Linked DNA regions of Homo sapiens: region 1 is linked to region 2. A link is a loop called in an ENCODE intact Hi-C map of the cell type or tissue named here. Cell type or tissue: heart right ventricle. All regions are shown on one strand. Links, peaks and the distances in the headings refer to the core of each region. The heading gives the core; the rest is flanking DNA. Region 1 overlaps DSCAS (DSC1/DSC2 antisense RNA). Region 2 holds the start of DSC1 (desmocollin 1).

Region 1 (16,456 bases), core at 5,000-12,999, 50 kb after region 2:
AAAATTTTAAATAAAAATACCTTCCCTAAATATGCACATTTTTAAATTAAGCACACCATTTTTATCACTTCTGTTTTGTATTCCTACACAAAAATGATCTAGTAGACGTGATTCCTTAAGTCTGAGAGAGTTAATATTTTGTTGCATTCTAGTATCCTGAGGTATGTTCTCATTTTTCAGCTAATGAAAATAAAGGCAAATAAAAATAAATAAAACTTTTTTCCCATGAATTAATTCAATGAATGTTCATCACAATTCACAACTGTCTTAATGCCTGCTTGAATAGACTTCAGAATGAGTAAAGATGAGTTTAAACAGAAAATCATGGAGCGTTCAGCATGAACAAAGATAATTTTATGGTTTTGCTGTATATGACAAATGGTGATTCCATATTTGAATTGACTGAGGTGAAATTCTGCTGTTCCACCTTGTAGGCTATATAAAAAGTTGGTTTTTTGTTTATTTTTTCTTAATGATCTCAGTGAATCAGCCAGGACTTGCATTAGTCTGCTGATAATAGAAATAAGAGTGGTTTAAACAAGGTAAAGTTCATTTTTAAATTTTATTATTATTATTATTATTATTATTATTATTATTATTATTATTATTTGAGACACAGTCTCGCTCTGTCACCCAGGCTGGAGTACAGTGGTGCGATCTCAGCTCACTGCAACCTCCGTCTCCTGGGTTCAAGTGATTCTCCTGCCTCAGTCTCCCGAGCAGTTGGAACTACAAGCACGTGCCACCATGCCCAGCTAATTTTTGTGTTTTTTTTTTTTTTGTAGAGTAGGGTTTCACCATGTTGGCCAGGATGGTCTCCATCTCTTGATCTCATGATCCGCCTGCCTCCGCCTCCCAAAGTGCTGGGATTACAGGCATGAGCCACCATGCCCGGCCAAAAGTTCATTTTTATTTAATGTTAAACAAGTTCGGAGTCTTCGATTTGTATTAGGGATTACTCACGGCAACAATGTCTCAGGAGGCTTCTCTTTTTCTGCCCAACTATCTTTTGTACAAATTGTTTCATAGCCACAAGATGGCTAATGCAACTCCAGCCATCATATCTGTATCTAAAACAGAAAGAAGCTGGGTGTGGTGGCTCACACCTGTAATGTCAGCAATTTGGGAGGCCGAGGTGGGTGGATCACTTGAGGTCAGGAGTTCTAGACCAGCATGGCCAACATGGTGAAACCCCATCTCTAATAAAAATACAAAAAATTAGCTGGGCATGGTGGTGGGCACCTGTAATCCCAGCTACCCAGGAGGCTAAGGCAGGAGAATTGCTTGAACCCAGGAGGCAGAGGTTGCAGTGAGCCAAGATCCTGCCATTGCACTCCAGTCAGGGCAACAAGAGCGAAACTCCATCTCAAATAAATAAATAAATAAATAAATAAATAAATAAATAAATAAAAATAATCAGAAAGAGAGAGAAAGGGGGAACCCTTGTTTTTAGAGCACTCTTCCAGAAACTCCCAGCAACAACTTCTGCCTACTATATACCTTTGGGAGAGCTGAGTAACACGTCTGTCCCTATCTGCAAGGGAGAGTGAGGAATGCAGTTTTACAGCTGAGTACACCTGCTGAACAAAATCAAGGTGTAATGATGGAAGATATGTAATAATGATGTCAGGTAATCTAGGGGAAATTCTGTAAATATTCTTAACCAGTGTAACCCTGCCCCAGGTCAATGTTATTTGTAGCCAAATATTTATTCCTTATATAATAGTTAAGGACTGTATGCTTAGAGTGGAGAAACACATTTTTCAACTGTCAAATTTTATTAAATATAGTAGAACAAAATCTTATTTAAAAAGTCACATAGGTCAAGTGAGGTGACTCATGCCTGTAATCCCAGCACTCTGGGAGGCCGAGGCAGGTGAATCACTTGAGGTCAGGAGTTCGAGACCAGCCTAACCAATAAGTTGAAATCCCAACTCTACTAAAAATATAAAAATTAGCTGGGTGTTGTGGCAGGTGCTTGTAATCCCAGCTACTTAGGAGGCTGAGGCAGGAGAATCACTTGAACCCAGGAGGCGGAGGTTGCAGTGAGCCAAGATTGCACCACTGCACTCAAGCCTGGGTTATAGAGCAAGCCTCTGTCTAAAAAAAAAGAAGAAGAAGAAAAAGAAAGTCACATATATTAAACCTCAGTTTTTTTCAGAGATTAAAACCTGATTACCAGGCCAGATATATTCCAAATTTGTGGTGGTGAGGAGTAGGAATGATATGGGGAAGGTGACGGCTTTTACAATTGAAAGAATTTATGAATACATTGCTACATTAAAAATCAGGACATTTCATCCCAAATGCAAATTTGTGACTCCTCTTGAAAAATTGGAAAGTCTGGTGACACAGAATCCATATTCCTGAAGGTCACCAGTTGGCTAGAGGTAACACAAGGCTTTCCCTTAGACAGTGCCCTCTGCAGCTTGCCATTCATTCACAGACAGAAATGCTGTCAATTGTCATTTTATCATGACATTGTAGGTTGGTTTTCTGAAGGTAGATTTAAGAAGGGAAAAAGACATATTTTCAGTACTATTATCTTTTCTCAAAAGTAGCATAATAAAAAAGGGGTGCTCTTTTCGATCAACCTGACATATATTTGGATTACTTTTCTGGCCCCTGAAGTCATTGAAGTTTGTGGCTACTTGAACTATGTGAATTTTCAATGTAAAATGAATTATGCTATCATTTGGGATATAATTTGCTTCTTTCATGTTAATTTTTTATGGCTTTCACCCCCCTCCCTGCATCAGAGTATTAGCTCCATATGAGTAGGGATCTTTGTGCCTAGAACTGTACCTGCCACATGGAGGGAACTCAATAAATGCTTGTTAATAAAATTTATTGAGCATCTACTATGTGCAAGAAGTGTGAATGCTTTCACAAATGTTATCCCTTTTAAAATACTAATAACAGGCCAGGTGCAGTGGCTCGTACCTGTAATCCCAGCACTTTGGGAGGCCGAAGCGGGTGGATCACTTGAGATAAAGTGTTTGAGACCAGCTTGGCCAACATTGTGAAACCTCGTCTCTATCAAAAATACAAAAAAAAAAAAAAAAATTTAGCAGAGCCTGGTGGCAGTTGCCTGTAATCTCAGCTACTTGGGAGGCTGTGGCAGGAGAATCGCTTAAACCCAGGAGGTAGAAGTTGCAGTGAGCCGAGATCGCGCCATTGCACTCCAGCCTGGGTGACAGAGTGAGACTCCGTCTCAAAAAAAAAAAAAAAATTTAATAACATACTTCCAAGGTTTGCTATTATTATTCCTATTTAACAATAAGAAAACTAAGGCCAAGACACACTTAAACAAGATCAGACTTTCTCATTTCCACACACAATAAAAGAAGATGTTTATAGCTACTTAATCATTAAAAAATGCTTCCTATAAATTTGTGCTAAATATTTCACATATTCACATTCTTCTAAAATATGCATTTTGATCATCAGCTGTTAAAATTTCTGTGAAAGGAAAACACAGCAGTCTTCCACCCAATCTCAAAACTCTCTCTAAGAATGTAAATTGGTACAGCTATTGTAGAATACAGTGTGATGTTTCTCCAAAAATTATAAATAGAACTACCATGCAACTCAGCAATTCCTATGCTAGATATATACACAAAAGAAATTAAATCAGCACCTTGTAGAGCTATCTGCACTCCCATGTTCATTGAAGCATGATTCACAATAGCCAAGATATGAAAACAAACTTAGTGCCTATTGATGGATGAATGGATAAACCAATCATTGTGTATATATACACTCAGAGTGGAATAGCACTCAGCCTTTAAAAAGAAGGAAATACTGACGTTAGCCACAACATGAATGAACCTGGAGTACATTATGCTAAGTGAAATAAGCCAGACACAGACAGCAAAATAGTGTATAAGCTCACTTACATATGGAATCTAAAACAAAAGTGAAACACATAGAAACAGAGAGTAGAACAGTGGTTTCAGGGTTGGGGAGGAGGAGGAAATGGGAAGAAGTAGACTAAACGGTACAGATTTGCAGCTAGGTGGGATTTAAAAGTCTAGAGATCTGGTGTGCAGCAAAAGGATTTTAGTTAATACTATAGTATTGTACACTAAAAATTTGCAAAGAGAGTAGGTTTTAGGTTCTCCTACCACACACACACTCATACACACACACACACACACACACACACACGGCAACTATGGAAAGTGATGAATAAGTTAATTTACTTGACTGTAGTAATAATTTCTCTATGCATATCAAAGCATCATGTTGTATACCTTAATTACATACAATAAACCAAAAAAGGAATCAAAATAATTAATAGATTAACACAACAAATAAATTATAAGTATCTGAGATGATGGATGTGTTAGTCTGGTTTGATCACTCCACAATGCATACATGTATCATAGCATCACATTGCACCTCATAAATATATACAGTCATTATTGTCAATTAAAAATAAAATAAAAGTTTTTTAAAAGTATCAATGGGTTAAACAGATGGATTGCTTTCATTTGGGGTTGCTCTGACTATCCACATACTAATTATAACCGAGTTTGTTTGTGCAGACCAATGCCTCTTTCGAATTCCATGCCCATGTTACTAATTATTTCCAGTTGGATTGCCCACAGAAATCTCAAACTCAGTATTTTAAAAATCAATTTATTTAACTCCCTCACAAACTGGCACTTTCCTGTTATCCCTATCTTTGCTACTAACAATATCATCCATGAAATCTCCAACCATGTATCCATTCCAGAATTCTGCAATTATCTGCACATATGAAGAATAAGAAATTAATGCACTCTAGAAGAGACAGCTTTATCAACTAAATAATGACAACACTTTGGTCAGTTTCCATAACAGAGGCACATATCAAAGACTGTGTGCACATGGAAGATTCAAGTGCTTTTTCCCACATGGGAAAGTCGGGGACAGCTCCCTGAGCAAGGTGGGAGGGGGCATTGAGTTGAAGTAGAGGAAAGGACTCTCGAACCAAACAAAAACAAAAAATAACCAAAAGCAAAACAAACGAGCCAACATACAAGAACCATGAGAGTCCAAAAACTACAGGTGGAAAATCAGTATTTTGGAAGTTGCCTTGGAGGAGTTGTAGAGCAGGGAGATCAATTAAGATGGTCCAGATGAGAGATGAGGGATTGCAGAAAGCAGTAACCTGGAGACTGACGGTTGTGAGGTGGAGGCAGAGAGAGTGTCTATGATGACTCCCTAGTTCCCTTCCTGAATAAATGGGAGAATCATGAAACCATTAACTACAAGGCAGTTTTTATTACAGAAAAAGAATGGCTCCAGTTTGGGATATTTTGACCTTGAAGTATTTGTGAGAGTTTCAGGCAGGTACTTCCTGTCTCTAAGTTGAAAATAAGGGACATATCAAATGCAGCCCACCTTGTAATTACCTAACATCCATGTAATCCATCCACAAATGCTAAAAGCTCCTTTAGGGCAGGGACTGCTTCTTATTTACCTTTTTATCTAAGTGACCAGGGCTGTGAATCCTTCCTTTTCTATAAATATTTCAAGTATCCTTCCTTTCTTCTGCTCAATAAGGGTGTACTAAGCATCCCCCCTCCTACCCCTTCCTTCCCTCATGCCCACCTCACTGCCCCCCTCCTCATGAGGACTTTCGGCTCTAGGGTTTTGTTATGAAAATCAAGCTAACCAGTAATATGCTAGTGAGGATGACCTTTGAGTGAAATAAAACGAATATAAGAAAAAGGCATATGAATTGTATCTCCATAAAGTTGGTCTTAAAAAAAAAAAAAAAAGAAGTGAGGAAAAAAAGCAAAGAGCCTTGAGAATGAAGGGGTAGTTTATTTTATTTAATGTCGTGGTAGTGGTGGCCATTGAGGAGTAGAGAGTGAGAAGTCAGAAAGAGGTACATTTAAATTTTCAGGAAGCAGCAAAACACTGTGTAAAGGATGTTGAGGAGGTTAGCCACTGAAGAAAGGCTTTCAAAGACGGTTGCGTTAAGGCATAAGGATGACACAATAGGCCAGGAGTGGTGGCTCAACGCACGTAACCCCAGCACTTTGGGAGGCTGAGGTGGGAGGATCACCTGAGGTCGGGACTTGGAGACCATCCTGGCCAACATGGCGAAACTCTGTCTCTACTAAAAATACAAAAATTAGCTGGGCGTGGTGGCAGGTGCCTGTAATCCCAGCTACTCGGGAGGTTGAGGCACAAGAATTGCTTGAACCTGGGAGGCAGAGGTTGCATTGAACCAAGATCGTGCCATGGCACTCCAGCCTGAGTGACAGAGTGAGACTCCGTCTCAAAAAAAAAAAAAAAAAAAAAAAAGAATGATTCAGTGAACTTTGGGGACTTGGGGGGAAGAGTGGGAGGAGGGTAAGGAATAAAAGGATAAAAGACTACAAATATGGTACAATGTATACTGCTCGGGTGATGGGTGCACCAAACTCTCACAAATCACCACTAAAGAACTTACTCATGTAACCAAATACCACCTGTACCCCAATAACTTGTGGAAAAATAAAATAAAATAATAAAAATTGTTTAAAAAAGATTATTGTGTTGCTGTGTATTAAGAATGCCCCTGAAGGGGCTACAAAAGACTTGATGTACTTGAACAGGTTTTGTTTAACTGACTTTGTTTTGGAGAAAGCACATCTGCTGATACTGGGCTCGGGGTAGGGGGAGGCTAGCAATACAAACAAGTATGTGGCTCAGTAAATGTTTCAGAAGTGATTGGATCTGATGAATCTCCAGGCCCTATTGATTTTGTTCATTAAATACCACTGACTCCATTTCTTGCACCTAAACCTACTCACAGGCTTGTTCTAGGCCCCAGGATTCTTGGCTAAACATCTGCTGTTGTTTCCTAACTGATGTCCTGTCCTCCAGCACCTCTCCAGTTGGAAGAAGTGTTCCAAGTTTGACCCCCATCATGCCAATGTTTAAAATCTTTCAGTGGTTCTTCATGTATACATATGGCCGTGGTTAAAACTGATAATCTTTTGGTTAATCCAACCTACAGGCAGTTTTTATGTGTTTACAATTTTCTTTCTAATGTGATTACTCTTAGGTGGTGCATGTGTCCCTGCTAAACTTTATTATATGTAATCAGCTCAGTCACATGGACAGTGAGGTGACTGGCTCCTAAAGGCATATGAACTTGTGATTTTCTGGCACATAGGAAGGAAGAAAGAAAGGAAGGAAGGAAAGGAGGGAGGGAGGGAAGAAGGAGGGAAGGAAGGAAGGAAAAGAGAACAAAGAGAGGAAGGGAGGAAAAAGGTAAGAAAATAGGAAAGGAAGAAAAGAAAAAGAAACAAAAATGGAAAGAAATAAAGAGAAAGAAAGCAAGAGAAAACGTAAAGAAAAGGAAAAAAATGAAAGGAGGGGAAAAAGTAAGAGTTCAAGTCTATTTAATTTGGACAGAGCCAATCTTTATCTCAGAAGTTTCGGTATTAAAGGAGATACACTTCCTATAGGTGGGCAAAAGTGAATCTGTGTAACATCACTCATATTTAAGCCACTACAAATTAATAAAAATGATGTAAAACATCATCTGTGCCCTCAACACTTCTTAGCAATCTGTTCAAGGACTTTTGGCTAGGTCTGTAACTGATTCAAAGCTATTTTAATTTTTTGTCACCCATTTTAAGCCTGCCTCACCCAACCCCACATGCCTTCCTCATTGAACAGATAAGTTATTTCTTACTTTAGAAAGGAAGATATGCATTATAAGTATGACTATCTCCTCCCCTATATTGAGTAATAAATTCACCATTCTGAGTGCAAATTCCTTTCCTTCCTTCTCTTTCTTTCTTTCTCTTTCTTTCTTTCTTTCTTTCTTTCTTTTCTTTCTTTCTTTCTTTTTCTTTCTTCCTTCCTTTCTTTCTTTCTTTCTTTTCTTCCTTTCTTTCTTCCTTTCTTTCTTCCTTCCTTTCTTCCTTCCTTTCTTTCTTCCTTTCTTTCTTTCTTTCTTCCTTCCTTCCTTTTTTTTAGATAGAGTCTTGCTCTGTTGCCCAGGCTGGAGTGCAATGGCACCATCTTGACTCACTGCAACCTCTGCCTCCTGGGTTCAGGTGATTCTCCTGTCTCTGTCTCCTAAGTAGCTGGGATTACAGGTGTACACCAAGATGCCTGGCTACTTTTTGTATTTTTAGTAGAGATGGGGTTCCACCAAGTCGGTTAGGCTGGTCTCTAACTCCTGACCTCAGATGATCTGCCCACCTCGGCCTCCCAAATTGCTGGGATTACCGGCGTGAGCCACTGCGCCCGGCCCTGAGTGCAAATTTATAAAAACAATAGAACTCTAGAAACCAAAGCTGGGTTTTTTTCCCCAACTCTGTAACTTATTTGGCAAGAAAAGTAGACCTGCACAGAAATTCATTGGTGGCAAAATCTGGAGTGAACTAAAAAATTATGTCTCAGGCTCAGATTTCCCTTCAATTCACTTACACAACTGCCTACTCGTCATGTCTTTAGACACCTTAAACTTAACATGTCCAAAACGATGCTCTTGATCTTTCCACCTAAATCTCCTCTTTCTCCATTTGAGGATAAGTATCTTCAGCTCATGACCCCACGGTGGCAACTTGCAGTGCTCAAGTTCCTCAAGTTTCTTAGCAGCCATTCTAAAAATTCCTCAAGTTTCTTAGCAGCCATTCTAAAAAATAATCCACTCCCAACGATACCATGAAAGATCATCCCTTGCTGATCTAGAACATCTGTCTCTTTCTGTCTGTGCAAATCCATGCCTTTTGTAAAATGACTTCCCATCATCTTTCTGGTTAAATAAAATAAAAGATCATATTTTAATCACCATCAGGATATCTATCTGTATCTGTACATCTATCTATCTATCTATCTATCTATCTATCTATCTATCTATCTATCTATCTATTTGTGTATGTATGTATCTACATATCTATCCATCCATCTCCATAGCTACACATATTTATTAGCTGGCTTTCCCAAAACTGATTAGTCAAATATTAACCATAGTTAAATAAATTAATTTCTACTATTACTTTCTCAGGAACAAGCTACATAGAACTGTAGCTTTTGCATAAAATACAGATTAATTGACATATCAATGTTTGCAATTAAGAATAACAGGATTTGTTATTTTTAGTTTGAGTCTCATGTTTATGACCACTATTTTATTAATTTTTTTCATATACTTCCTGCAACTGGAAATTATATGAATTCTCATGCTTAATTTCCCAGTAATCCTGAAAGATAATAACCTTTATATGGGATCCCTTCTCAGATGATCCAGTGTAAATTTCAGGTTTATAGCCAGTATTTTACATATTATTATCTCAAAGCAACATCATAATTTGTTAATAATTAGTCTGTGGATTACAAGTAGTTAGACAGCATAAACTATACGTGCACACATATAGTTATTCAACAAATATTTACCAAAAGCCCACACTGTAACAGACAGCTGTAAAAACTAAAAATGGAGATGAATATAAGACCTTGTGAAAATTACATTCTAACACAGAGACCAAGGAAGAAAAAAAGTAATAAAATATGAGAGCAGGATGGTAGGATGGGAGTGGTTTATGCTAGACCAATATTCTCACCAAGGCCAATAAGAAGCTCTGGATAAAATACAAAATCTATCTGTTTAGAGCTCGCAGAGAGTTTCAGAATAAAGAAGAAATAGATTAAAATCTAAAGAGGAGAACACCAGCTCTAGCCGCATTTTTCTCAGGGAGCATTTGAAGCTACTGGACACAGGCTGGAGGCTGAGAATCCAGGCTCAGCCAAAGCAGAAGGCCACTGCTTGGGAAGAAAGAAAGTAGCAGAGTTTTTAGCAATTGTGTGGGGCTGGAGTGACAAAATCAGAGACTGGAGGGATTTCATGAACTTCTGGTTTTGCCTTCAAAGCATGTGCTGTATTCTAAAGTTTTATGAAGTAGGAAGCTGACAAACTAAACCAAACCACTGTGATAAGCAGAAAGGAGTTTCCAGTCTGTGAAGGAAATAAAGACCTGCTAGGGGAAGGGGCCACAGTAAAGTCACCAGGCTCTTGGTTAAAAGCTCTGGAAAGCAATCAGAGGTTTGAAATTTCAATTAGAGTGTTCAGAGAAGATCTCACTGAGGAGACATAAGGGTCAAAACCTGAAGGAGGTGAGGGAACAAGCAGTGTGGCTATCTGAAGATCATCCCACGTGGAAATAGAAGGCCCAAGCAGGAGCGTGACAGTGTCTTCACCAACCAGCAAAGAGCTCAAGGTGACTGGAGCATGGTGGATGATGGGAGAGTAGGAGAGATCCATGATGGATTGTCTGGTCCTGTAGACCACTGGAAATACTCTGGATTTCATCTAAAAGAGATGAGAAGCCTCTAGGCGAATGTTTAAAAATATTTTTATTTTGGAGGAATTCCCGAAGAGCTTGAGTAGAGAGATGGCTCCATCCAACTTATTTATTTATTAACAGGGACAATCTGGCTGCCAGTTTGAAAATAGACCCAAGTGGAGAGTATTGGCAGCAGAAAGACCGATGAGGAGATTTTTGGAATAATCCAGGTGAGAGACAACAGTGGTTTGGACCAGGATAATACTGATGGAAATGGTGAGAATTGGGTGGATTCCAGATATATCTTAAAGGTACATTTGCTAAGAGTTACAGACAGACTGGATTTAGAATATGAGGGGACAAAGAAATCTGAAGAGATGTTGTCCTAAACAACATGAAGAATGGAGTTGCCATTAATTGAAAGGGAAAAGATTCTGAGATGGAGAAGATCAGGAGCTCAGAATTGGAAACATAATTTTGCAATTCCTATGAGGCACGTAAGTTAAAAATTTTTATAGGGGGTAGGAATTTCAAGGGAGAAATCTGAGAGAGCATTTTAGAATTTCTGACCATCAGCTTAGAGACAGTTTTTAAAGTCAGAAGACTGAATGAGATCCACAAAAAGTGAATGTAGATAAAACCATAATAAATGTCCAACTACGGAGTCCTGGGGAACTGCAATATTAAGAGATTATGGAGAGAAAAAAGAATAAATAAGGTAGAGAAGGAAAAACAGAAGCCAAGTGAAGAGTGAGTTTTAATGACAGGTGTACCAACTTTCCACAGTTAGTTAACATAAAGCTGAAAAATGACCATTAGATTTAACAATATGAAACTGTCTATCACCTTTGTAAGAACACTTTTGGTAAAGAGGTAGGGGTGAAAACCTGATTAGAAGTGGTTCAGAAGATAATGAGAGGAAAAAAACTGAAGACAGTACATATAAAACACCTTTCCCCAGAATTTTTTTTCTGTAAAAGAGGGTAGAGGAATGGGGTGTGTTAACTAGAGGAAGAAATGGGATATAGAGAGGCAGGTATTTATGTTGGCTTGGTTCACATGCTGTTGGATAGATAGAGATGGATTCAACTGATGATTTAGGAGAGCAGGAGCAGAATTGCCAAGCAATGTTCTTAAGCAGGTGGGAGCAGGTGAGACTTAATGCACAAATGAAGCAGTTGACCTTAGCTATGAACAGGGTCAGTTCTTCCACAATACACAGGAAAAAGCCACGTAGCACAGATGCAGGCAAGTGGGTAGATGTGGAGAAGCTTACAGAAGTTATCCTTGATCATTTCCATTTTCTCTGTGAAATAGGAAGCAAAGTCAGTAATGGAAAGTGAGGACAGAAGAGGATAAATAGGCAGTTTGAGTAGAGAGAAGGTAGTATGAAAATACTGCCAAGGATAAAGGGGAAGTGAATGGGCTAGACAAATAGAGTAAGATTCCAGGGCAGGATGAAGGCCTATGTGAGGTACTAATGATGAGCTTAAGGTGAAATTCCTCAGCCTGAATATGAGTTTATCTCTAGCCACATTCAACTGTGCGTAGCAGCTAGCTAAGTGGAGAGTTAGACTGATCAGGGAGTGACCCTGAAAAGGGAGAATAATGAAGCTATAAAGGACAGTAATAGAGAAGAGGTATATGCAAAGAGTGATTACTAGACAGACTATAATGGTTATCAGGAAAGTTAAGCTGGATGAGGAGCAAAATGGGGCCGTAAAGGGGGTGAGAGAAAGTAAAACTGGTAGAATCTACGAATTTAGTTACTAGAGCAGTCTAAGATTCGTTGAAACTGAGAGAATAGAGGGAGGGAGCTGTGAAAGTAAAAGATGGTGGTCATGGGGCGGAATGCTTGAAATTGAGATTTGCGGAGTAGTCACGGTGCTTAGCAATAGTAAGAGCTAGAGTAGGATCATCCAGTGGATAGCGAAGGCAGTGGTGGAGGATGACATTGAATGGGAGGAACTTAAGGAACTGAGGAACTAGAGTGTGTGAGCTTTCTATTGTTACCGTAACAAATTATGATACACTCAGTGGCTTAAAACAACACAAATGTACTATCATGTAGTTTTGTTGGTCAGAAGTCTGTCCAGGGTCTCACTGGGCTAAAAGCAAAGTGTTAGCAGGACTCTGTTCCTTTCTGAAGGCTCTACGGGAGAACCTTCTTTTTCTTTCCTTTACCAGCTTCTAGATGCTGCTTATATTCTGTGGCTCATGGCTCCTCTCTCCATCTTCAAGCCAGCACAGCAGGTCCCTCCCTCCCTCCCTCCCTCCCTCCCTCCCTCCCTTCCTCCCTTCCTCCCTTCCTCCCTTCCTTCCTTCCTTCCTTCCTCTCTCTGTCTCTTTCTTTCTTTCTTTCTTTGGAGATGGAGTCTCGCTCTGCCGCCCAGGCTGGAGTGCAGTGGCGTGATCCCGGCTCACTGCAAGCTCCGCCTCCCGGGTTCACGCCATTCTCCTGCCTCAGCCTCCTGAGTAGCTGGACTACAGGCGTCTGCCACCACGCCCGGCTAATTTTTTGTATTTTTAGTAGAGATGGGGTTTCACCGTGTTAGCCAGGAGGGTCTCGATCTCCTGACCTCGTGATCCGCCCACCTCAGCCTCCCAAAGTGCTGGGATTACAGGCGTGAGCCACCGCGCCCGGCCCACATCTTTCTTAAGTCCTATCACAGACACTGCTTCCATCATCACATCTCTGGCTGTCACCCGTCTGCCTCCCTCCTCTACATTGAAGGACTATTTTGATTATATTGAGCCATCCAGATGAAACAGAATAATCTCCCTTTTTTAAGGTCAGCAGATAAGCAACCTTAATTCCATCTGCTACTTCTGTCATATAATGCTACATATTCACAGAGTCTGAGGATTAGGAAATGGGCATTTTTTGAGGCCATTATTCTGCCTACTGCGGTGTACATATTGAAATCCTCAGGAGTTATGAGAGGAGTGGAGTTTTAAACAGTATGACAGGGAGCCAGGGGCATTACCCTAGAATAAAAAAAATGTGCTCTGGAGAAATCTGTAGATGACAAGAAGGAGGGGTAGAGTGGGAGCAATAACCTGCTGTCTTGAGATTCAGTGCTAGGAGTGGTGCTATTCAGGTTTGCAAGAGGGAGAATTAGTTGAAAATGGAGAGAAAAAGCAAAGAGAATACCTACTCAACTTCCAGCCCCAGCAGTCTTAGAGGTATTGTATGAAAAAGGCCTCCAAGTGAAAGGGCTCATGTCCATTAGAGAAAGAACTGTGAGAAGAGGTTGAAGATATAACAGATGCTGCTGACTTCAAGAGTCAATAGGGTTTAGAGATTTGGGGTGGGGTCAGCAAAGGGTATGTCTGGAGCCTTAAGGGGATTAGATTCCAGGGGAAGAGGGATGCCTGGGGAACCAGAACTTCTTCTGGGGGCTGAGATAAATAGGATAAATACCCTAGAAGATTAGTCCTATAACCTTTAAATGTATAATAGTGAGACACAATGAGGGCTGGGCTGGGTGAGGGAAGAAAGGTCTTGTCAAGGGTTCAGAAATTTCTGAGGTTCTCTTTTGACTCCTGTTGGAGATATGGAACAGGCCAAGTGGCTGCTTTTCTCAATCTATGGGGTTCCCACCTGAACCCTGATGATGAAGGACAGTAGAGATACATTAAACTTGGTAAGATGACTGCCTGATACACATTAGAAATAATTATAGGTTCTGTACATACTAATATAGATTAGCTAATTATTATTGAATGCTTACTATGTTCTAGGCACTGTCATAAATACATAAATATATGTAAGTAAATATAAATGCTACATAATATATATATATCTGATCTCACTAAAATTTTTTGAAGTATCTCATTGTTATTTCAATTTTAGAGAAGAAGAAATAGTTCCTTCATATAAACCATTGAGGACAATATTGATCAGATATTCTTTTGAGACAGCAAAAGTCTCATTTCCTCTGACCCAATCTTAATAGCCTTTATCACCCTACAAGTCTTTAACGACTGCTAACTCCATAATAGGAAGTAGACTCAGCAATTGCACATTGTGATCTAGGAAGTGTGATCTCCACACAAATTACTATAGAAGGGACCAAAAGGGTGTTAGAGCCACACATGCTCTAGATATTGCCTTTACTTGCAAAGGCCAATCAGGCAATAAGGGAAGGAAAATGTTGTCCACTCCCTTTAGGAAAGTGTAGTTAGATGAATGCCTGAAAGCTCCTAGAAAGAAGGCTAGGGGCTACTCATATCAATTTTTTTTTTCCAGTTTAAATCTTGGAGGCAGACGTTATGTATTCAAATGACAGTGAGGAAGACCAAGAAAATGACTAAGAAAAGCAGTAACTATAGCTTATATAAACTATATAAAACCAAGCAGTCATATGATCAATGTTGAATACAGAACTATATTTTAAAAAAATCATATACAAAGCTCTCCCAAAAAAGTCCTACACAAAAATATACTTGATATAATTTCAAATCTTTATTCACAACTTGAGAAACTTCAAAAGGAAGAGTAAATGTTAAATGTACAGTTAAACAGTTAACAATTTACCTCCCGTTTCTCCCCATTTTTGATTCTAAATGTCTTCTAGGCATAAAAGCAGCTGCTCCTCAAAACTCTCTCTCTTCCGTCTCTCATATGCCCCATCAAACTGTCCTAAAGCCCAACTGCTGTGGACAGTTACACTTTCCTTTCGAATGTCACAGCTATGTATACTACATTTTATTCACAAAATTTCAAAGAAAAATTTTCCTTCAGCATTTGAAAATTATTTCTAAAGTTGACTAATTAAGATAATTTAAACAATATACACTGCAATAAGACTGCTGGTTATTTTGAGTATTTCAATATCTTAAACATGAGAGAGAGACATAAATAAAATTATTTCAAAACGCATTATCATGCTTTTCTAGAATATCAACAGGGGTTAATTTATTTCTTCACCAGTTCTGCATTTCTTTAAACTTTTCTGGGATTAGAGATATATTTATTTTATAATCTTCTTAGAATTTCATATTATTTTGAATACTTTGGGACTGACAATACTCTTAGGAGGTCCAAAAGAAGAGAAACAGCATCTCTGACTTTCAGAGGTTACAGAATGTGGGTCAATTGATTTTTGATTGGAGCACAAGATTTAGTTGCTTTCCTCAAGGTGATAAACACTTCAGGCACTGATCAGCAGAATTAGTTTCCTTCTATAATTAAAATACATTTGCTTAGTAGATAAAATGTTTTATGTTCACTCTTGTTACATAGTACTTATTATTTGCAACCAGATGTCTTCCCCAAAATATTGTTCTTTGCCTACCTTACGTAGATGTGTGACAAAACCCATTAACTTATCATTATAAATCTATTGATTTGGTTGGTAACATAACTTAAAGCTTGCTTTCTCACTAGTTTCTATTACAATTATAGGCTACCTAAAATATTCATCTCCTGTTAATAGATGACGAGGGATTGAATCTGTGTAGTTAACACTCCTCCAGAGAATATTTGGTTCATTTATCATCTTGGAATACACTCCAAATCCTCCTTTTATTTGGTGATTGTGTGTGACAAACTGAATAACAGCAATACATGTTTACTACTGGTTATTATCTGGTTATATGTGATCACCAGGTTTTACAGTCCTTCCTGTTTTTGGAACAATGTTAATTTCTCTACCCGTTTGGTTTAATAATAATTCCTTGCATTACTGCTTCCTGATTATAAGGTAGAAAAAAGTATTATATATACCAATGCTATATAAACAGACATATAACTAATAGGAAAAAATAATATACTATTTAATTTTTTCCTCTTCCACTTACTAAAATAAATGAGATTTAAACATATTGTGATATATTAATTATTTTCTCCTTATTAACCCCTTCACAAGCTTTGCTTCTCAAACTCATTCCTTTCTACCTCCACAAAAATTAGTTGAATGTGTTTAGAATGTGTGTTTTTGTTTATATAATTTTTATTAAAATGCTGCTGTTCAGTGTAATGATTTTTTGTCTTTTTAAATTTATATTGGATGTAGAAATATTCTATTTTTAGTTATTTCACTGGGTTCTATGTTTTTAAGATCCATTCATATTGCCATTAGCCTATTGGTTCTAACTTTGCACAGTGATCCATGGGGTGGATCTGTCACCATAATTTATCTACTCTCCAAGGATGGTAACCCAGATTG
Region 2 (16,456 bases), core at 5,720-13,719:
TGAAAGCAAAATAAATCTTTCTAATTCAGTGAGTGCAAAGTAAAGCATTTCACCTGTCTGTTCAAAAAAAGAAAAAAAAATACAGATAAATATGCTAACTTTGTAAATTGTACCTGACAGTTACATTAATTCTATATTTTTTGAATAAATAATAATGGTATTTACACTTAATCTAAACTGAAAACAAAATATAACATTTAAAACATAATATTTTTCAGACAATCATAATCCTAGTCATCTTTTATTTATCTATCACTTTTAATTTATTCAAATGTAAGAAATACATTTTCTCTACAAAGACTGGATAATGAAAATAAGGAAGTTGTTAAAGAGAATATTTGGAATATTCTCAACACAAGGAAATAATAAATGTTTGAGGTAATGGATACTCTGATTTGGTCATTAAACCTTGTATGCAGGTATCAAAATATCACATATACTTCATAAACATATACAATTATGTATCAATAAAAAGTTTTAAAGGAAAGTCTTAAATAACAAATATATATTTATACACATAGAATAAGCTCAAGTTTAATTGTTAGGGGAATGGGCGAAATGCCTTTGGAGATTTTAAATACTCAGAATATGCTTGGGACTTCTTCCACTTTGTTTCTTCCGTTCGTTTTACTTCTCTACCTATTCCAAAATAAATACATGAAATGACAAGCAGAAGGAATAGATACACCCATTTGTAGTCACGAAAACATCTAGAAATGTCTCTAATTCTCTACTTTTTCTTCTAAATTTCTATAGTGATTAACAAATTGAAGATGCACTCATTATGATTTTATTGGTTCTTGTTTTGGAGTGGTATTCTTTTAGCACATTTTTTATCTAAACCGGTAGATCTCATTCTTGGTAGCACATTAAAATCACCTGTAATCATTTTTTAAACACATGTGCCTGAGCTCCAATCCCAAAGCTTCTGACTTAATTGGTCTAGGGTGGGGCCCAGACATGAATATTTAAAAAAAAAATCTACAACCAATTAAAATGTGCAGCCAAGATTGAGAACCCCTGACCTAGGCAGCATTCTGATAATTAGCCAAGGTTAGGAAACACTAGTTCAGGACATCTACTAAAAATGCAAGACAAGCTAGACCAGTCTGTTTTGTGCTTCTTGACAAAATTTCCTCAAACTCACCTTAGTGCTACCTGTTGTTGAAAAAAAAGTTTCCTTTTAACATTTACTTTTACTGTAAAAAAGGTAACATTTACTTTTCCTGTCTGTGATTGTTTATATTGTTTATGTATTTGGTTTTTCCATTAACCCCTTTCCCAGCATTTAGGAACCAATTTGAGATTATATGTATACTTTTATATATACACATACAAGTGTATATGTGTGCGTGTGTATGTGTGTGTAAAATACATACACAAAATATTAAAACAATAAACTAAATAGTGGTAAAATACCTGTGTATATTTAATCACTGTAAACACTAAAAAGTCCTTTTCAAATGATATTTTTCTTTAGGGAAGCAGCTCTTTCTTTATAATTAGATGCTTCTTTCCTCACTAAATTTGAAATTACCATCTTCTATTCAAATGAATTTGGGATTCATAATGGACATTCTTAGAGTCTGACACTACTGGGTACAGAATGCCAGATAATCAAGCACATTTTCTTGTTTCCTTCAAGTCTTTGCTGCTAGAACACCTCATCCTCATCCTCATGTGGGAGTTAATTAGGGTGGAAAGAGTGTTCCATTTTGCTTGAGCTTTTCAAGTGAGGTCACCCAATGAGACTCCACACAAAACTGCTTCTTTTGACACGGGTATCGTCCAAACAGGGATCAAAATATAGACAGAGTTCCTTCCTCCCTTTCATACCCCAACCCTAACTCTAACTAATAGCTGGGATAGGGAGGAAGGAACTCCTTCTATATTTTCATAGTTTAAGTATTACATGTAACCCAATGTCTACAATAAATAAATTTTAAAAAACCTACCTGAACTGGTGGTGCATGCCTGTAGTCCCTACTTGGAACTTTAGCTACTTGGGAAGCTAAAGTGGAAGGATTGCTTAATCCCGGGAGTTTGAGGCTGCAGTGAACTAGATTGCACCACTGTACTCCAGCCTGGGCAGCAGAGCAAGACTCCATGTTTAAAAAAAAAAAAATGAAAAAAAAAAACACAATAAAGATTACATGTAGCATTCTAATTTACAGTAACTGTTACATTTGTACTTCACAAATTGGCATGAGGTTCTAGAAATGCACATTTCTTTTTGCAACCTATATTAAGAAGGTAAATATCTAGTTGCTGCTCCAGACATAGTAGACTTTTCACATTTAACAAGCAAACAAAACAAACAAAAATGAATAAAACATCATCAGCATCATCAACAACAATAACAACAACAAAATAACATATTTTGTGACAATAACTCATGGGGTATATTTTCCTTCTTCACTATATTCTTCCATTTTTACTGTAGGTAGTTTTTACTCAGATTGCCAAACCTTCTTCAGATAGTTTTTACTTCTTAGGCTTAACAAGTTTACTTCGTTTTAATTCTTCTACAAGAACATGAAACATTATATATTATATATGTATATATATATATATATATATACACACACACACACACACACAACGTGTGGGGGTGTGTGTGTGTATTTAAGTTCACATAGGAGATGGAATAAAATTATTCAGGTCTAAAACAAAACAAAACAAATAGCACAGACAACCAATGTTATTTTGGTCAATGTTTAACAACCAGCATTTTTCCAGAAAAAAAAATTAGAGAAAACACTAACTTATGACATTTGATGATTTTTGTGATATAAATACTCCCACCATAGCTGATTTCAAGCTACAGATTTTGAAAGACATGCACAGTCAACTCTAGTGAACGAGGACAAGAAGTTTCAGCACTCCACTGGTGGGACCATTAAGATAGTACCTCATTTAATATCCATTATAACCCAATGAAGTGGAAAAAGAAATAATAAATTTGAATTCAGAACAATTGGGTTTGAGTCTTGGCCTGTCTACTTATAAGCCATGTGAATTCAGCCAAGTAATCTCATCCCTCTAATCCTGACTCTTTCTTAATAATGCATTTAAATATTTCTCTCTAGTTATCTTCCTTTGAATGGTTTTCTTCTTCTTAACATGTTTCAAAACAAGTGTAATGTACCCTTGAGAGCATGTACCCTTGATTTGATGTGATGCATTTTTAGGGCACAATTGTTCTCCCCTATTCATTTTATTTTTCTCATACTGCCAGCAGTGTACTAGACACATAAAAGGTACTTATTAATAAATAGTGAACTTCTTCTGGACTAGCACTATCTGGAGGTCTGGCAAAATATTGGGCCCATCTCAATCTGAATCCAGACTCTAAGGGTGAAATTAGGAATTTCCTAAACTCAGCATTTTCTAGACTCATTTTCTTTGAATTATCCCACTGTAGGGGTATTGTCTGTTACTAGTTGATTGCAGAAGCACTATAACGCAATGATAATTTGAGCCCAGTGGCTAAATGAGGCCATTTCATAAAGGGAGTAGGCTTTAAAGGGTGTAGTTTCTTTTGTTTAATGTTAATTGCTCCTAATCCATTTACATAAACAAAACCACAGTTAACACAAATGTAAAGTGGATAAGTAGTTTAATGTAGTTTAATCTAAAAATATTCATGGGCTACTATCTTCTCTTTCTTTTTCCATCCTGTATCCTTTGTGTCCATTATACACTATAACTGAAAATTAAAAGTTCTTATATACTTTATTAATGAAATAGAAATATAGATACCTGAGAAAATATTTCTTTTTAATGTGTGTTTTGTCTATTTGTTGTATGGCATAACTGACAGTATTAAAGATTTTCCCAGTGTTTGCTATTTCTTTTAACTAAAATTCACAGATGCCCCAGCATCCAATTCTAACTCTTATCTTATAGCTTTGATTTTTTATTTTTCTCCAATTATCTACTCAAACCAGTAACCCAGATCCACAGACTTGCCATCAAAGACCTAAATCCAGGCTCTATGCAAGATTAATGGTGTGACCTGGGGCAAATCCTTTTTGTTTCTGAGTTTTCTCATTTGGAAAATGGAGGATTAAATGAGATATATATATATGAAACTATAGTACATTATTTTATTATTTTTAAGATCAAATTTATTTCAAATTTTAAAACTTGAAAAAAAAGGAGTTAAAACCGGAATAACTAATAACCTTAGAAACACCACTCTTTAGGGTCTTTTGCTTCAGGGACCTAGAAAATCAATTTAACACAGTTTCTGGTACTTCTAATTGAAGGAAATGTTGTGTTTGTTTAGGCTTTCTCATGTAGGGCAAGACACCTGTTAAGTTTCATGGCTCAGACAGATGACTTGAAGTTGATTTATGGTGTTTTTCTTAATCAGCTCTAAAACTAACATCATTTTCATTGTGTTTTCCTTTTTCTAGCCACACAGAGCTGCTTTAATCATGTAAATCTTGCTCTCTGCCTTCTTTGTGCAGTGTTTGTTGCTCTACCAACATGGGATGCCTTTTTCTCCTTCCTTCTTGCTTGACAAATTCCTGCACATCACTTCATATGTCAAATTTCTGAAAAGATCTCCCTGCCCTGTCTCCTCTGAGTTGTCTAATTGTCACTCCAATCTGCTGCCCTCATACCCTGAACTTACTGTGATAATGTCACTTTTCACGTTTATTTGAGCATATCCTGATGCAGTGCATAACACATAATAGCCACTCAATAAAACCAGTTGAATTAATTCATTCTTCCATCCTCCTTCATCTTCTCCATTTTTTTCATGCCTTCTCTCTCTTTTTCTTCTCTTTTATTCATTTGTTATATTTTAATCAAGCATATTATTTAAAATGTATAACCTCGGGTGTTTTCCATTAACTAGCTTATTATCACTACATTCTCTAATTTTGTGTCACAACATTAAAAAATCTTCAGTGTTGTGATTTTAACTGTTCTATTTGTTCAGTGACATGTGTACAACTATTTATCTTAAAAAATAGAACTATAAAATGCTTTACATTTTGTTTGTTTTTAGTGGTACAAGCCAACTATTCTTCAAACTATATCAGATATCTCCATTTTCTAGTACACCCTAGTAAACAGAGTATTTTCTAGCCTACTCAAGAACCAACGTAAGTTGTAGACGCCTCATTTCTGTGACTTGGTTCCTTCCCCCTGTAATTCTCTCACTAGCCTTGGGTTGGTGGTCTCCTTCCTCTCTCTCTCTCTCTCTCTCTTTCTCTCTGTGTACACACACACATACAAATACGTTTTTTTGCAACATAGGGAAAAATAAAAACAAAACAAATACTGAAATTTACATGAAAATTACTCTCAAGTCCAAGCACAATAAAATAAAAGAAAATAAAACGTCATAAGAAACACCTTATAGATCCTTTCTACTTTCTTTTTTCTTTTAACACAGGGTCTCGTTCTTTTGCCCAGGCTGGAGTGGAGGGCATAATCGCTGCTCACTGCAGCCTTGACCTCCTGGGTTCAATTGATCCTTTTCTTTTCTTTTCTTTTCTTTTTTTTTTGAGACGGAGTCTCACTCTGTCGCCCAGGCTGGAGTGCAGTGGTGCCATCTCCGCTCACTGCAACCTCTGCCTCCCCGGTTCACGCCATTCTCCTGCCTCAGCCTCCCGAGTAGCTGGGACTACAGGCGCCCGTCACCACGCCCGGCTAATTTTTTGTTTTTAGTAGAGATGGGGTTTCACAGTATTAGCCAGGATGGTCTCGATCTCCTGACCTCGTGATCTGCCCGCCTCTGCCTCCCAAAGTGCTGGGATTACAGGCGTGAGCCACTGAGCCTGGCAATTATTTATTTATTCAGTTTTGCCCAGGTTGGCCTCGAACGCATAGCCTCTCCTCCTTGCACGCCAGGGCAACCGGCCAGAGCCACCGCAGCTCCCAGTCGATCCTCTTATCTCAGCCTCCTGGGTAGCTGGGATTACAGGCGTGCACCACCATGACCGGCTAACATTTATATTTTTTTGGTGAGACAGGGTTTCCCTATGTTGTCCAGACTAGTGTCAAACTCCTGAGCTCTAGTGATCCGCCCACCCTGGCCTCCCAAAGTGTTGGGATTACAGGTGTGAGCTACCACGCCCAGCCTACTTTCTAGCTTTGGCCAATATCCTGTCTTAAGTTGTTCATGGTGTGAATCTGTACATGCTTCTCCCTCACTAGGAAAACTTTATATCCTAATTACAAGTAATGACAACAACCTAATCTCCACCCTCCTTCCCTTCCATTAGAAAAATCTATAGGATATAGTGGTAAAGAAATACATTCCTTAAAAATTAAATTATTTCATCTAAGATAACACCACCAGAGCTTTGATGAAACGTACTATAACGTACCTTTCAGAATAGTAGCAAAATAGGAAGAGATTCAACATAGTAGCTTACGTTAAACTGAGGTAAAGCTCAGTTTTTCATTGTACCTGAGACCTTTGATTTGTCTTAGGTGAAAGACAAGCTTGCAGGCACTCACAAACATCTCCAAGGTACAGGAAATAATTCTCAGAAATATTCTAGTTTAAATTTCTCTGTGGAAAAGGAAACTTTTACCAAAAGACAGCACAATCTGTCATCTTCTCTATCCACATCCCTACAGGAGAAAGTGTTTTATTTGATCACGTAAAATAGTTTCAGTCTTCCATTTTCATCTTTCTAATTTTTCAGTACATAGAAATAGCAGCAGTTTATAGTGATCATTGGAAAGATCAGCAATTTAATCCTTCATCTTCACCCTTAGACCCACAAAGCAGCATCTGAGCCATTGAGTTTATGGTTTGTTTGTTCGATTAACCTTAGGTAAGATAAATTCTTAAGGGCATTTTATGAAACACTATTCAGAAACCAATCAATAGAGATTCATTTTTGTTACGTCCAAAACAAGGTGCAGAAACCTTGAGGATTTGGTTTTATATTTAGTTCAATAGCAAAGAAATAGAAATGGTTTCTTTGAGTATGCACCACATTTGCTATACAAGTAACAACACCTGCATTTCAATCTAGCCAACAAATCAATTTATAATGCTCTGGGTGAGTTTTGTGGTTGTTAGTTCCAAAAATGCCAATAGTTTCTCAGGAAAGATTAGGTTTTCAACCAACTTATAAAACAAAAATTCGATTTCACTGTCATCGGATTCAATCACAAACATATAATAAAAGGCTAGGTATTAAAAGGAGTAACAACTTTCTGATCTCAAAGGAAACCCCATTTAAGAGAGAGATTTACTTGTTAACTTCTTTGGTTTATTTTAAATGTTATAATTTTCTCATAGTTCCAAATACCTGCTGAGGTATTAAAAGTGCATAGAGGCCAGGTGCTGTGGCTCACACCTGTAATCCCAGCACTTTGGTAGGCCGAAGCCTGGAACACCTGAGGTCAGGAGCTTGAGACCAGCCTGGCCAACATGGTGAAACTCCATCTCTACTAAAAATACAAAAATTAGCTGGGCGTGGTGGTGGACGCCTGTAATCCCAGCTACTGGGGAGGCTGAGGCAGGAGAATCGCTTGAACTCGGGTGGGGATGGGGTCGGAAGTTACAGTGAGCCAAGATCCCGCCACTTCGCTCCAGCCTGGGCCAAAGAGTGAAACTCTGTCTCTCAAAAAAAAAAAAAGTGCATATGCATCATAAGAGAAAATGCAACTGCTTGGAAGTCATGAAAAAGTACTCAACATCATGAATAGGCAAATAATTCAAATTCAAATCATGTCTATAATTTCTTTCTCATCAACACAGCAAGATTTTAAAAAATTAAATGACTATATTCAATTCTTACTAGGATATTTACTGTTATATTGACAGTAAGAAGGTATATTGGTATTCTGCTTTGGAGATGCAGGTTAGCTTTATATACCAAAAACCATTATGTTTCTTATATTTTGACCTAGAACTTCTGTTTGTGGGTCTACATCTCAAGAAATAATCCTGAGTTCAGAAAAAAGATTTATGTATTAGGGTGGTCTTTATAATAATGAAAAATTGAAAACAACTTAAATGTTCAATGTTAGGAACTGGTTAAATCAGTTGTGATATAGTTATTTGAAGGAACTGATTACAGTCATTAACATGGTAGCTATATAGAGTTGTCATGACATAGGACAGATTTTATAACTAGGAGAAAGCATGCTACAAAATTACATTCATAGTGCAAGTATAATAATGTTAAAAATTCTATACACAGAAACCGGACTGGAAACATGTATATTAAAAAGATTATCTTTAGTGAGTATATATTACCATGCTTAAAATCAACATTTAATAATGTGATTCTTAATGTATAAGTAATTGATAGTAAGATTCCATCCACATTAAAAAATACTTTTCAAACGTGTAACTTTGAAGACCACCAAAGGAAATAATAATTGGAGAAAATAGCAATAAATAAAAAAAAATCTAAAGTATTTGTTATATTCATTTCACCAGGATTTTAATCCTGAACATCATAGAAACTACTTTAACTAATTTTCAAACCGTACAGTAAAGTGTAAGCTCCATGAAGGGAGATATCATGTCTTCTTCAATTCTGTATAATCAGCACCACTGGTAATACTCAGCATACAGGAGGTGCTAATACATAAGTGATGAATAACTAACTAGTATTATTGAAATAACAATTTGAAACAGTAAGTTTAGTGGACATCTGTTGATTTGCTTGTCTAGTTACTTTTTATCCTTTTTTTCTGTCTAGCCTAGTGTTATCTTTGGGCAGTCACTTCTTCACCACTTTTTGCCCATGTGGTCAGGTCCACCACTTGACTTTAGGTTTATGTAAAAGATTCAGGCCAGAAGGATTGTGTTTTGCTCAAACTATTGGGAACAAGACATATTCTTTCAACAATGACTTGCTAAACCATTCATTGTTGAAATCCTGGAGGTTCTGGTGGTGATCTTTGCCTCCACACTGGGCAAAACTGAAATAATGAAACCAACACAAAAAAAGGCGGAGCTAAGAGATGGAGAGAATTTATGCTTAAATCTGAGTTAGGCTACCCCCAGCCTTCCAGTTACATGACCTAGCAAATCCTTTTGTCCTCAATAATTTTGTTTTGTTTTCTCTTAAGCCAGTTTGAGTTAGGTATGTGGGCTGAATAGAAAGAGTTCTGAACTACCCAGAGATGTGTGCTAATGTTTCTTTTCATAGGTTTGACAACAGTTTTGATAATAATGGGGAGTGATTATTTTATATAAAATTAATCACTATTCTACGCAAACAGCCTTAGGAAATCATTGTTAGTAATTATTAGTGCACATGAGTTACTTCTAAGTTTTAATAGCCCTTTACCCAGGCAAAAGACTGTGAGTCTAGTGAGATTGAAGGAGTTTCCACTGCAGTACACTGAACTCATGGGAGCCAAGCTTTTTTTTTTTTTTTTTTTAATAGCTAACAGTTCTTTTTCTTTGTTCATACACTTCACCCATACTAAACTCACAAACCCTTTTTTTACACCTGTAGTTTTTGGTATATTTAGTCATTCATATTTAACCCAAAGTGCCTTGTAATGGCTTCATCAATGTGTACAGCATTCCTACCAGTCTAGGAGTCTTTTAGAATAAATTAGGTCATCTTACAGAGATAATGGTTCTCTCTGTAAATGGCTTTTTTGAGGCCCTGAATTTATTCATAATGAGCCCTTTCTGTAAGTTGGTCATAAAAAAAATCTCTAATGAAATTTGTCACTGTATTTCCATAAAATATATTATTTAAATTTATAAAAAGGTGTTTTTCCTTGATGTGCCTTAAGGTTAAAAAAAAAAAAACTAAAGAAATACAAGAGTCATGTGGATCTTTACATTTAAATCTTTCTCTGTATGACCATAAATGTGTGGTAGAAAACAGATTATGCAATACTTATGTATTTAAAATAAAATATTTTCTTCTATAGGGGTTTCTCAACATTTAATCATTGTTCTTAATTTCTCTTTAAATGGCTAATATATTTAATATTTGCTGCAGTGCCTCTTTTTATCTTATCTTTTGAACTGGAAAGATAACTGCATGTTCTTCACCATAAAGTGTGCCTTTATTTTAACGTCATAAGATTTCTGTCTTCTTTTTTTCACCCTATATGATGCTTTTCTCCTAGCAAAGGCCAGAGCCCAGTATGTAACCCCTTAACTACTTGTTCAATGAATAAACCTATTCATGTATCTTTAGGTAGCCTCTACATAACAGACCTTGGATTTGCAATAACTTTGTGTTTGTTTCATTTGAAGTTCAGTCTCTTCAACTTTTTATTGCATGCCTAGGCAATTATATGGTGTAAAATATTAGTGCTTGCTCTGAGCCAGACACTGTTGGAAGTATTTTCTTTATAATATCACATTTAATCTTCATAACAACCTATGAATTAGCCACTATTATTGTCCCCATGTTATAAAGAGACCGAGGCACAGAAGAGTTAACTAACTTGCCTAGGGGTTATACTGCGAATAAGTAGTAAAGAGAGGATTTGCACCCAGGCAGTCTAGCTTCTAAGTCCAAGTTGTTAACCACTAACAATCTTTTGCTTAAGCTTATTAATTTAGACATAGGTTAAAACAAACAAACATACAGATAGAAATAAAAATAAAATAGAGCTTGCAGTGGTTTGAATGTCCCTGCCAAAAGTCATGTTGAAATTTTGTTGCCGTTGTAATGGTGTTAGGAGGTGGGACCTTTAAAAGTTGATTATGCCATGAAGTCCCCACCCTCGGGAGTGGGTTAGTTATCATCAGAGTGGACTTCTGATAACTGGATAAGTTAGGCCACTTCCCTGTCTGTCTTGTGCACTGGCTTCTGTCTTCTGCCTTCCATCATGGGATGACCCTCATCAGATGCCCATGCCATGCTCTTGGACTTTCCAGGCTCCTGAACCATGAACCAAACAAATTTCTGTTTTTGTTTTGTTTTGTTTTTTAATAAATTACCCAGGCTATGGTATTTCTTTACAGCAGCAGAAAACAGACTAAGACAGAGCTCTTACTGAATGATCTAATGCCAGAAAATTGGAAGAAATATGTCTTGTTTTCATTTAATTTTAAGGTAGATTCACGTTTAAGGAAGAGTCAATAATTTGTAATAATAAATTATTTTTTCCTATAAAGTGCCTATATTTTATTTTTAGGAAACCTTTGTGTGCAAATACAAAATATGGGAGAAATAGTAATGTAACAGATTTGCAAACCAATAATTTGGGGTTAGCTTTTACACAAGTTTTTCTATTACCTTTGAGAAAGATAGATAATGGGAAAAGAGAGCACGCAGAAAGTAGGCCAAAAGAAGTAGGATCAGAACATCAACTTCCCAGAACTGTGGAGAGTATTCTGGATTCATTTGAATTGAGCAGTGCCTGGAATCTCTTCATCCAACCAATATATGCCATTTTTTCAGTAACACCAATTTAATTTTGCTCTTCTATATCTTCCTAGTTCAGTGGAGAATATCATGTTATAGAAAAAGGTAATGATAACTTCATTAGCTGAAAAAAATGTGTTTCTATTTTCTAGGGTTGGAGAATTTGTCTTTGAATTATTTAAGCTGTATGACTATCTATTTATCTGTCTATCTATCTATCTAAATATATACTTAGATGATGCTTAAACATGCACAGAATTACACTTGGCTGTACACATATACATCTAAGTAATTTTTCTATTTCTATATTCCCATTCTTTTCTCCCAAAACGCCAGATATAAAAATATTCCATTAAAATGACTGTATTTTCTGATTGAGAAATCAAATTCCAATGCAGTCACAAAATATGTTTATTAGTGGGTATACCACTAGCAATAAAATACTACAAGATATCTTTTAGTTTTTTTTCTCCTGGGTCATTCATTTTCCAAATCTTCCTAGCTTCTAATTCTAATGAAGCAGTTACATTTATTTCTGTCTCTACATACAAGGAGAAATTGTTCCCATTGTCAAATAAGCTGAAGAAAACCTTTCTTTCCTCCCTTCTCAGCAGCATGGGTGTTGGGCTCTACCTTAACATTTGAAAATATTTATCCTTCTGTCCTAACTTCCATCACTGCCATTGAGTGCAATTGGTATCACTGAGCTCACTAATTTGGGACAGGAATAATGATGCTAAAGCTCTTGTTAGAGGAATCATTAGGGTTTAAAAAAATCTACACTTGATGGCCTGATTGTACTATTAAGCTAGGATATCCTATGTGTAATGTACAAGTAATTAGGGTGAATAGAGTGATTTTAGAGAGACTTGCTCTCAAAGATTGTAGTTGTCCTTGAAAAAATATAAAGGTAAAAAGCAGTGGCATCTTGTACAACAAAAGGAAAGCCACAAGAAAGATTATATGCTAGCTATTTCTTTATTCTCTTTCTTTTATGAAGTCTTTACATTCTGATAAGTTTCCTGTGACATCTAGAGAACCAACCACAGTGAATAGTCAATAACAGGAAGTAGATACCATGCCTTTATGAAGTTGCTGCTTTAAACTGGAATGCCAGTTCTCTAGCAGAACTACAGTGTTCTACAGGACCGATGACACTTAAATGCTTAGATGGGAGATAACTTCTGATGAGTGTGATTACACACGCTTAGGTCCTCTGATTTGCCAATGGCAGTTGAGGAGGCATCACTTCCTTGCATGGCGTTTGTGCACAATTTATGTTTGTACCCGAGGGCAAGACAGGTTAATAAGGCCAAGAAGGAGGGGAGGCTGTGGGAGTGGGTAATAACTGGGGAGGACTTCACAGCATCAACCTGGGGGAAAGGGAGGAGGGCTGAGGATGAAGGGTGTTCCCTCCTCCTTCTGCCTATGTGTTAAGTGGCAAGAGAAATTTTGAAAGCTGCTGTGAGGAGGAGCTACTGACTGGGTTTTGGGGTGTTTTGTACCCCACCCTCCTCACTTGTAGGAAAGCCTCTTTGCATTTAGACGTAATTGAACTGGAAGGAAGGAGACTGGCCAGGGAATAGGGGGAAAGAAATTCTCCCGTTGCTCCTCCTACTGTTTATCACTTGCCTCCGGACTGTCTTCCAAACCAAGCTCAGCTGCATCAAGGTGGCAGCAGAATACCCTGTGCAAGTGCCAGCGTCTTCTTAGCCGCTCTGTGCATCCCAGGCTGCCCTGTTATCTGGCCACCGTCCCTGGCCATTGGGACTGCTTCTGATGGCTCTGGCCTCTGCTGCCCCAGGGAGCATCTTCTGTAAGCAGCTCCTTTTCTCTCTCCTGGTGAGTAACAACCAAAGGATTAGGGAATTCAAGCATGTTACTACCTGCTTCCTCTCTGCAGTTTGGGCTTGAAAGAGACTAGGAGTGAGGATGGGAGGCAGAGAAGAGAGATTGGGGAAAACAAAAGCAGATCTGAGGAAGATTCAGGGAAGAGTTGAGAGGCTTGGGATTCAGGATGGAAAGTGTTCAGCTTACTTCTCAAGCACCCACTGCCAGAGTGTTAAAAGTTTTCAAGGGAATCCCTCTTCCATCCTGCTGTGGTGATTTTCTAAGAGTAGAGAAGTGAATTCATTCTTTAGGCATTTGGCCCAGAAGTTTCTGAGGTTTACTTCTGCTACCAGTGATTACATAAACTCATGTTATTTAACATGCTGAGTTCTACTAAGCTGCAAAAAAAGAGAAAGGATTCTGGGTGAACATGCAAATTATCCAGGACTTTTTGAATTTTACCCACGAAGCAGTTTAAGCAAAGAATAGTTTAAGAAAAATAACAAAAATGTGACTGTCATTGAAAATATCCTCAACTTGGCTTCCACTTGGGTTTTTAATAGCTTTGTAACTGTGTAAGGTGCTATTTTTTCTTTGGAGGTGAGGGAAGAGAGGGGGGTTATTTCACACATCCGTCCATCATTTCTGAGGTGTGAGTTTCCTATTTTTTCATTTTAGCAAAATACTTGAGTTTCAAAATATATTTTTAGAAATGGCAGGTATGAGGACAAACATTTTCTCCATGTAAATAATATACAATGCAGGGTTGATGGTCACCTTCTCATCCTGTAACTGCTTAGGGAGACGATAACTCAGATACCATCTTAAGTTAGTACAAGTTTGGTAAAATGTGGTAAAAATGTTTCAAAGGATTCTACCCACATTTCTTTTGCTTCTGATCCCTGTACTGTCTAATATCTCTTGGACAATTCATCTCCTGTTTATTTATTTCTGACTCTGAAACTGACTAAAAGGGTGTCACTAAGCCACTTAGTCAGTGATTTAACCTGAAGACGGGAATAGTATTTAATGAATGGAAACCTTCAGTGGCTCTGCCTGCAGAGGGAGGACCATCAACATGGAATCCTAGGACAAGAAGGAAAGAAGATGGGGGTGGGAGTGGAAGTGTGGATATAACTATAAGAATGTCTCATATATTTATATATATATATGTACATTTATATATATATACACACACGCACATATACAGTCATGCTCTGCAAAACAATGCCTCAGTCAATGATGGACTACATATATGAGTGGTCCCATAGATTATAATGGAGCTCGTCTGTATAGGTGAACCATTTTTTATCTTTTATATTGTATTTTAATGTACTTTTTCTATATCTAAAAATGTTTAGTTACACAAATACTTACAATTGCCTACAGTATTCAGTAGAGGAACATGCTGTACAGGTTTGTAGCTTACAATAAGCTATACTATATACTATACACCTAGGCTGTACCATGGTGCATACCATGGGGCATACATATATAAATCATGGTGTATACCATGTAGGTATAACCCAGGTGTGTAGTAGACTATATCCTCTAAGTGTATGTAAGTATACTCTATGATGTCTGCACAAGGATGAAATCACCTAACGTTGCATTTCTTAGAATGTAAGCAATATATGACTGTGTGTATATATATACACACATACACATACATATATAGGTATAGGTATATGTACAGGTATATGCATATGTATGTGTACATATGTATATGTATGTGTTTATGCATAGCCTAATTACAATATGCTGTTTCCACATTGTATACTTAGACAACTATTAACAGTATGGTCTATGCTTAGAAAGTTCTTTAAGTATAATTTATTATGTTCCTTGGCATTAGGGATGAACATATTTAAAAAGTTAAATAAATACGAATGTCTCACGTTTTAAAAAGTGGTTTTTAAATTAGGACTAAATAAAAATGTGGCCTTTTAATTCCAGATTTCTGCCTAACATAGATTTTTGTAAAATTACAAACTATTTAATTAGACTGCTACAGTATATCTGGTAGACTTGAGATGAGCTGGAAAAGAAGTGCACATCCTTAATATGGATGTTAATCCATTCTCTTTCCTCCTCGCAAGTAATGGGTCCCGTAACTCTAGAATTCAGAGAAAAGCTGAAAGCTGATCATAAAATTGACCTACATGTTTCTGGAAAACCTAGCTCTACTCTATCTTATATTTAAATAATAAAAAAGCAGTTATTTTGATAAAGAGGAACAAACAGAAAATGCCAAGAAAAAGAAGTAAAATATATTTTGAACCTATAGACATTTTTGAAATGATAGCTTTTCTTTTGTTTTTTTCAGATAGTGTCTATGTCTTTGAACTACCTAGGTTTTAAAAACAATAGCTGGGCCTTGAATTTAATTAAAAATCTTCACCCATCTGAAGGATACTCTCCATATTTTGACATATATTTCTTTTTAGATTAGTCATGTGATTTGAGATCATTTAGATTTTGGCGTTTTGGCCAAGTCAGTCACAAAATTGATTTGAGAACAATGATTTTTTGGGGGCATTATTTTTCTGTGAGGTTAAAAAAGCCCTTAACTATTTTCTAGACTTCATCAACTATAACTTCAAATAGTAAAATGATGATTAGAGAATTAGGGCATATATGTAATTATGCATTTCAAAGGTAAGTATTTTCTTCATGCTAAAAATCAGAATGGCATTTATGAATGGTCTTAGAGACGTATAACTTCTATATAAAGTCAATGGTTTGTGAAATATTTTCTTGCATTGACACAATATGATTTAGGTTCTAAGAACTACTATTCACTTAATTTTTTTCATTGACAAATAAATGACAGTGCTATTCCTAAAGCTATTCTCTTTGCTGGTTCCTTTTAAAGTGAGTATTAAAAATGTAAAGAATTAAATGATTAATTTGTTTCCAAAATTGACAATATTTTTATCAATAAGAAAAAGCTACAATGTGAAAATTTGTGATCAAATTTAATTCCTGATATTTTTTCTTTTTTTTTTTTTGAGGTTTTAACATTACTTTGCGATGCTTGTCAGAAAGTTTATCTTCGAGTTCCTTCTCATCTTCAGGCTGAAACACTTGTAGGCAAAGGTGAGAAACACTATTAACAGTTTCATAGCTGTAACTTGTCACATTTAGCTGCAGGCTGCTCTTGTAAAGTTTGGGATAAAAACCACATAGTAGGCCGGGCGCGGTGGCTCACGCCTGTAATCCCAGCACTTTGGGAGGCCGAGGCGGGTGGATCATGAGGTCAGGAGATCGAGACCATCCTGGCTAAC

The links. Peaks named below come from ENCODE experiments on the same cell type or tissue, not always from the same donor. Only the 100,000 strongest peaks of a DNase experiment are listed, where the experiment ranks them.
Region 1: it touches region 2 in a loop (2.3-fold over the local background); 5 of 110 quality-filtered maps call a loop at or near these places.

What each region holds. Positions count from the first base shown.
Region 1 is chr18:31,108,259-31,124,714 of GRCh38, reverse strand. All of the region lies in intron 2 of DSCAS (DSC1/DSC2 antisense RNA), which reads right to left. Among named protein-coding and RNA genes, the nearest start is that of DSC2, 14 kb to the right of the region's middle. In heart right ventricle, for the core only: no CTCF peak of the experiment used is centred there; no DNase peak of the experiment used is centred there.
Region 2 is chr18:31,159,257-31,175,712 of GRCh38, reverse strand. DSC1 (desmocollin 1) reads left to right here and starts at 12,857. Exons shown (of 16, transcript NM_024421.2): 1 at 12,857-13,181; 2 at 16,184-16,268. The coding sequence starts at 13,119. It overlaps DSCAS (DSC1/DSC2 antisense RNA), which reads right to left. Exons shown (of 4, transcript NR_110785.1): 4 at 12,924-13,178. RefSeq lists an enhancer at 8,334-8,833. In heart right ventricle, for the core only: no CTCF peak of the experiment used is centred there; no DNase peak of the experiment used is centred there; H3K27ac peaks cover 660 bases.